2 separate regions of the Mus musculus genome follow, and region 2 is linked to region 1. A link is a loop called in an ENCODE intact Hi-C map of the cell type or tissue named here. Cell type or tissue: left cerebral cortex. All regions are shown on one strand. Each heading gives the region's core, and the rest is flanking DNA. Links, peaks and the distances in the headings are about the cores only.

What was found. Peaks named below come from ENCODE experiments on the same cell type or tissue, not always from the same donor. Only the 100,000 strongest peaks of a DNase experiment are listed, where the experiment ranks them.
Region 2: it touches region 1 in a loop (2.4-fold over the local background); 5 of 42 quality-filtered maps call a loop at or near these places.

What each region holds. Positions count from the first base shown.
Region 1 is chr16:10,053,727-10,056,636 of GRCm38, reverse strand. No RefSeq gene overlaps it. Among named protein-coding and RNA genes, the nearest start is that of Gm30668, 49 kb to the right of the region's middle. In left cerebral cortex, for the core only: no CTCF peak of the experiment used is centred there; a DNase peak (open chromatin) is centred at 1,230.
Region 2 is chr16:10,001,108-10,004,017 of GRCm38, reverse strand. The region is part of intron 2 of Gm30668 (a long non-coding RNA gene); the gene reads left to right. Among named protein-coding and RNA genes, the nearest start is that of Gm30668, 3.4 kb to the left of the region's middle. In left cerebral cortex, for the core only: no CTCF peak of the experiment used is centred there; no DNase peak of the experiment used is centred there.

The DNA of each region.
Region 1 (2,910 bases), core at 108-2,607:
TCCCCAGGAAGGGTAATTTAGAGTCCCACCACAGGAATAGGAAAGAGGCAGATATTGCCATTCACCCAGAGGCACACTGGGGAGATATCAAGCCAGCCAGGCAGGGTTGGAGTCTCCTTAATTGTGGTTAGCACAGGTTCATGAACTCACAGTTGTATAATCCCATTAAACATGATGTTAAGGCCTTAGGAGGTAGCTCACTATAGTGCTTTTATCCACAGAACCCATAATAATAATAACAATAACAAATGATAATAATAGTAGTCGCTAAAATAGTAAGTATATAATAATAGCCGAGTGTGGTGGTGTAGTTGTATAATCTCAGTGTTGACAAGCAGCCTAGCCTGTACTTGATGAGTTCCAGGCCAGTGAGATGGATGACTCCTAAAGAATGACACAGTTGTCCTTTGGTCTGCACATGCGTGTGAAAGACACACACACACACACACACACACACACACACACAGAGCTAACATTGGGAGGTGACCTAGCAAAGAACTGGGGGATGTCTTTGATCCTTGTTTTCACTGACAGACCCCATTGCTTCTCACTGTGCAATTTCTAAGTCTTAGTATGGTCATTATTTTTCAACTGGTAATAAAACGAATGGCATCAAGCATTTGAGACACACACTCTGACTATAGCCTCAGGTCCATGTTCTGCCTTTGGTAGAATTGTGTAAAGAAAAGAGTGGATATGATCTTATTGCTTGAGGGTATGGCACAGCAGAAGTCTTGTTTGACAGTGCTGGCCTCTATGGACCATCCAAGTCACTGAAGGGCATTCTAGGCCCATTGCTTTTGGGTTATAAAATTTTGCCAATGAGGTTAAAAGTGTAATTTTTTTTTCTGTCTACATAGTGAGTTCCAGGCCAGCCATGACTATATACAAACAAAACAAAACAAAACAGAACAGAACAGAACAAAAACTAACTAACACCTATGTTCAGTCCCCAGCATCCATTTTGGGTGACTGGAATCTACAGCTTCAGGCTATCTATCACACACCCTCTCTGGCATCCACAAGCACCTGCACTTATAGATGTACACTTCTCCTTGTGGACACAGTCAAAAGTAAAGCGAATCTTAAAAAAATCAAAGGAAACAAAAACCAAACCAAAACATAAACCACACACAATAAAACCCTATACTATAACATTCTCAACAGCTGGGATATAATTCAACATTCCTCAAGCTGTGACCTATTCCTGAAGGAAAACCACACACTCAGCTTGTCAGGTTTGTGCTACGAGCCAGCATTTTACCACTGAACCATCTTGCTGGCATAGGCAGTGTTTTTTTGAGCAGTTATTTTTAATGAGGTGATATAAAGCAAGGCATGCTTACCATAAATGAAAATATAACACACCTTGGCCAAAATGTCAAAAATAAGAATGAAGCAAATAGAAATTTTGGATTGAAAGCATATAATATCTAAAATGAAATGCTCATAGGAGAGTTAACAGAGCAAAGAAAAACCGAGGAATGGCTCAGTGACTTGAGGATAAGTCGATGATGCTTTGTACGATATCAGCTGCTATACTCCTCCCACCCCCTCAGCCTATCCTCTCTCTATACCGACCTAAACAGATGCCTGTGCAACCTCAGGGCACAGAAGAGGTAGGATAAAGCTCAACAGAAGCCCGGTGTGGTGGCACATGAAGATAAAGGAAGATGAATTACAAGGTTAAGATCTCAACTTGGATCAAAATTGAGGGTTGAAAACAGTGAGGTGATTCAGTGGGCAAAGGCACTTCTGCCAAGTCTGACAACCTGGATTTGGTCTCTGAAACTTACAGGGTTGAGGTAGAGAAGCAGCTCCTGCAAATTGTCTTCTGACCTCCCCATACACACATACCATGTCCCTCCAGTAAATAAATGAATGTTTAAGAAACTCGGGCCTGGCCGGGCGGTGGTGGTGCATGCCTTTAATCCCAGCACTTGGGAGGCAGAGGCAGGCGGATTTCTGAGTTCGAGGCCAGCCTGGTCTACAAAGTGAGTTCCAGGACAGCCAGGGCTACACAGAGAAACCCTGTCTCGAAAAACCAAAAAAAAAAAAAAAAAAAAAAAAAAAAAAGAAAGAAAGAAACTCTGGCCTGGGGTATGGCTCATTGGTCACATGCTTGTATAGCATGTGGAAGACCCAGAGGCTGATCTTTCAACACCTCCAGTAGACAAAAGCCAGAGAACATCTGTAAGTGCTTGCTTCTGGTGTCCCAGAGCCCAAGCCCTTGGGGAAATTAAAGAGAGATTCTCAAATAGTTTGAGTTTGGAAAGAGTGGGCTTCTCTCTACATGGAGGGCTAAGGGAGGGGGCATTAAGCAGAAGCAACAAAGACAAAACATTCTGGACAAGCGATGTCTGGTCTTTCTTGTTATTATATACTCTTAAGCGACACAGCTCACTCCGCTTACATTCACTGGGCAGAACTTGTCAAATGGTCTTCGGCTTCATTACAAGAGGGCCAGGCAGCACTACCCCAGCACGAGTCTAGAGAAGCAGATAGTGATGATAACTGCAGTGAGCACCGTTCCAAGGCTTCCTTCGCTGGAATTGCTGACCATGCCTCTTTTATTGACTTAACTGATTCATATTTTGAAATACCAGCTCCCACTGTGGCCAGAGATAAGAATTGGGGAGGTAATTAAAGTTAGATGGGTTCTTGGGAGTGGGGTCCCCAAGATGGGATCAGTGTCTTTGTAAGTAGAGATATTTGAGAGCTTGCCATCTCTGCTGTGTGAAGGCATAATGAGAGGCAGCCATGCCTGAAGCTGGAGAGAGGTCCTCACCAGACCCCAACCATGCTGGGTCTTGATCTTGGACTTCCAGCCTCCAGAATGGGGAATGGACACAAATCTATTATTTAATAGACCTGGTCTATGGCCCAAACTGAGAAATATACGACCTATAG
Region 2 (2,910 bases), core at 314-2,813, 53 kb after region 1:
TGAAGCGACCCCTCCATGTCCTTGTCACTGGATGAACAGCTACTAATTTGGTAGGTCAGAGCGCAGAATGCTGACAGTCACATTTTAAAAATTAATTTTATTTTAAAATCATTTATTTGTGTGTGTGTGTGCGTGTGTGTTTGCGCATGCGTGCACATGTGTGCCATGGCTCAAATGTTGGAATCAGACGACAACATTGGTTTTCTCCTTCTACCATGTAGATTCTAGGGTTGGAACTGAGGTCCCCAGTCTTGATGATAAATGTTTTTATCTACAGGGCTAATTTGCTGGCCCAATTTAAGTATTTGTAAGTGTGTGCACATGTCTCTGTGTGCACAGGTGCAGCCACATGCTTGTATATGTGGAGGGAGAACTTTGGATGACTCTCCAGATACCATCTACGAAAAACAGACTTTAAGACAGAGCCTCCCAAAGGCTTGATTAATCTGTGCTGGCTGCCCAGGGAGCCCTACAAATCTGCATGTCTCAGCCCCAACACTGCTGGGATTACCTTGTCTTTTGTTGTTGTTGTTTTTTTAAAGGTAGGTTCTAGGGGCTGAAGTCAGGAACTCAAATTTGCAAGCCTTTTTCTGCCTGAGCCATCACTCCAGCCCCAGGGTCCTGATTAGCAGCCCCATGCAAACAACCAACTCCCCTGCTTGACAGTGAAGCCTTAGGGGTAGAAGACAAGGCTTCCTTCTCTCCTCTGTCTCTTACTGGTCAGGTACTGTGTATTAGACAGTCACCCAGAGCCCCACAGACATCCCCTGGGCCCACTGGAGGCATCTTAGAAGCGTGCCATCAGGCCTGGAGTGGCTTCCTGCTTCCCTCTGAGCACAGCATTGTGCATAAGCATTACTTGTCCTGGATGATCCTCACCTGTGAGGGGGTAGAGTGGACAAACTGACAAGGCACCAACTTTCTAAAGTGATGACATGCAGGGCCACTGCCTTCCAACTCCTAGTCCTTTGCTCTACAGGGTGTCTAGGTGTCCCCTAGGCTCCCACCTGATATCAGAGGGGACACCAGGCTGCATCCCATAGAGAGCAAACAAAGAAAGAAATCTGCCCCTGTGGTGGCCATGGGCTGGGGTAAAGAGCCTTGCCCTCTCTCTTTTTCTTCTTTCTTTCTTTCTTTCTTTCTTTCTTTCTTTCTTTCTTTCTTTCTTTCTTTCTTTCTTTCTTCCTTCCTTCCTTCCTTCCTTCCTTCCTTCCTTCCTTCCTTTCTTTCTTTCTTTCTTTTTTTTTTCCGAGACAGGGTTTCTCTGTGTAGCTCTGGCTGTCCTGGAACCCACTCTGTAGACCAGGCTAGCCTCGAACTCAGAAATCCGCCTGCCTCTGCCTCCCGAGTGCTGGGATTAAAGGTGTGTGCCACCACGGCCAGCAAGCCTTGCCCTTTCAAGGCACACTGGGATGGGCCATGAGCTCTCTGGATAAGATAATATGGAATGAGAAATCCGAATCTTGGTTGAGCCTAGATTCTAGCTCTCCGAGAACAGCCACAGAATCCTAAAGTACCAGAGAACATGGCAACTTTGAGCTCGTTTGCAGTCTAAACTGTTCTCTTAGATCTAAGTGGGGAAGGCCAAGCGGATGACTTACAGGCTGGGGCATGATGGAGCGTAAAGTAAGTGCTCAAACCAGGAACCCGTGAAAGCTTAACAAGGCTCAGAGTGGCAAACTGAGGCTGCGCCTGTTTGATTGATGGGGATGGAAGAACACAGAGTGGAGCATGTTTATAAGGTCTGATCTGAATTGTGAGGCAAACAGTTAATGAATCAATCAGTGATGTCTGTCTTGGCAGGGAGTTGAACCTAAGGCTTCACAGGTGCTAGGCAAACAGTTTACCCCGAGCCTTATTGCTAACCCTAGGACACTCTGGTTATCTGCCCTCAAGGTAAAGAAATCGATCAGAAGGCCAGGGCGGGGCTGAGGCAGTGTAGGAGACTCTGGGAGTTAGAGCATGCGGGCCAGAACTGGGAGGGATGGTGAGGCGGCCACCAGGATCAAGGCAGTGCTGGAGGAGCCTTGACTAGTCTGCTCTGCAGGCAGTGTAGACACCCTGACCATAACCTGCCTTTGCTCTAACCTGGAGCCTCAGTATTGCTTTGTATTTCTTTGGAATCTTACTAACCTACAAAGGCACTGCACTTTACCCAGCAATTATATACTAAAGTTCTGGATCTTACTCATTTTCCCTCCACTCTTAAACCAGATTGATCCTGCTTGAGCCCCAGGGTTCTCATATGCAAAATAAAGATGCTATTCCAACTGGAAGCTCTCAGAGAAAGAGCAGCTCTGCGGGTGGGTAGCAGCTCAGGGAGTGGAGTACAATAGGTGTCTATGATGAGAGCTTTCTCTCCTTTCCTTCCTTCCTTCCTTCCTTCCTTCCTTCCTTCCTTCCTTCCTTCCTTCCTTCCTTCCTTCCTTCTCTCTCTCTCTCTCTCTCTCCCTCTCAATCTCCCTCTCTCTCTCTGCCTCTCTCTCTCTCTCTCTCTCTTTCTTTCTTTCTTTCTTTCTTTCTTTCTTTCTTTCTTTCTTTCTTTCTCTCTCTCTCTCTCTCCCTCTCCCTCCCCCCTCTCTCTTTCTTTCTTTCCATACCTCCATATTTAAAAACACCCTTTTAAGCTGCAGGACTTATTTTACCTAAAATTCATTGTCTAAAATTTTTCATTGTACATGGTTACTGTGTTACATAAAGAAATTTCCATATAAGTTAAGTATATTTTCTCTCTCCTTCCCCTTCTTACCATCCATCACTCCTCTTTGTTTCTTCTGATAGTTTTGCTTCAAATTTCATGTCCTACATACACATGAGAGAAAACATGATAACCATCTTCTGAACCATATGACCATCTCCAGCTGTATCCATTCTTCTGTCAAGGCCGTAAGTTGGTTTTTCTCTGTGCCT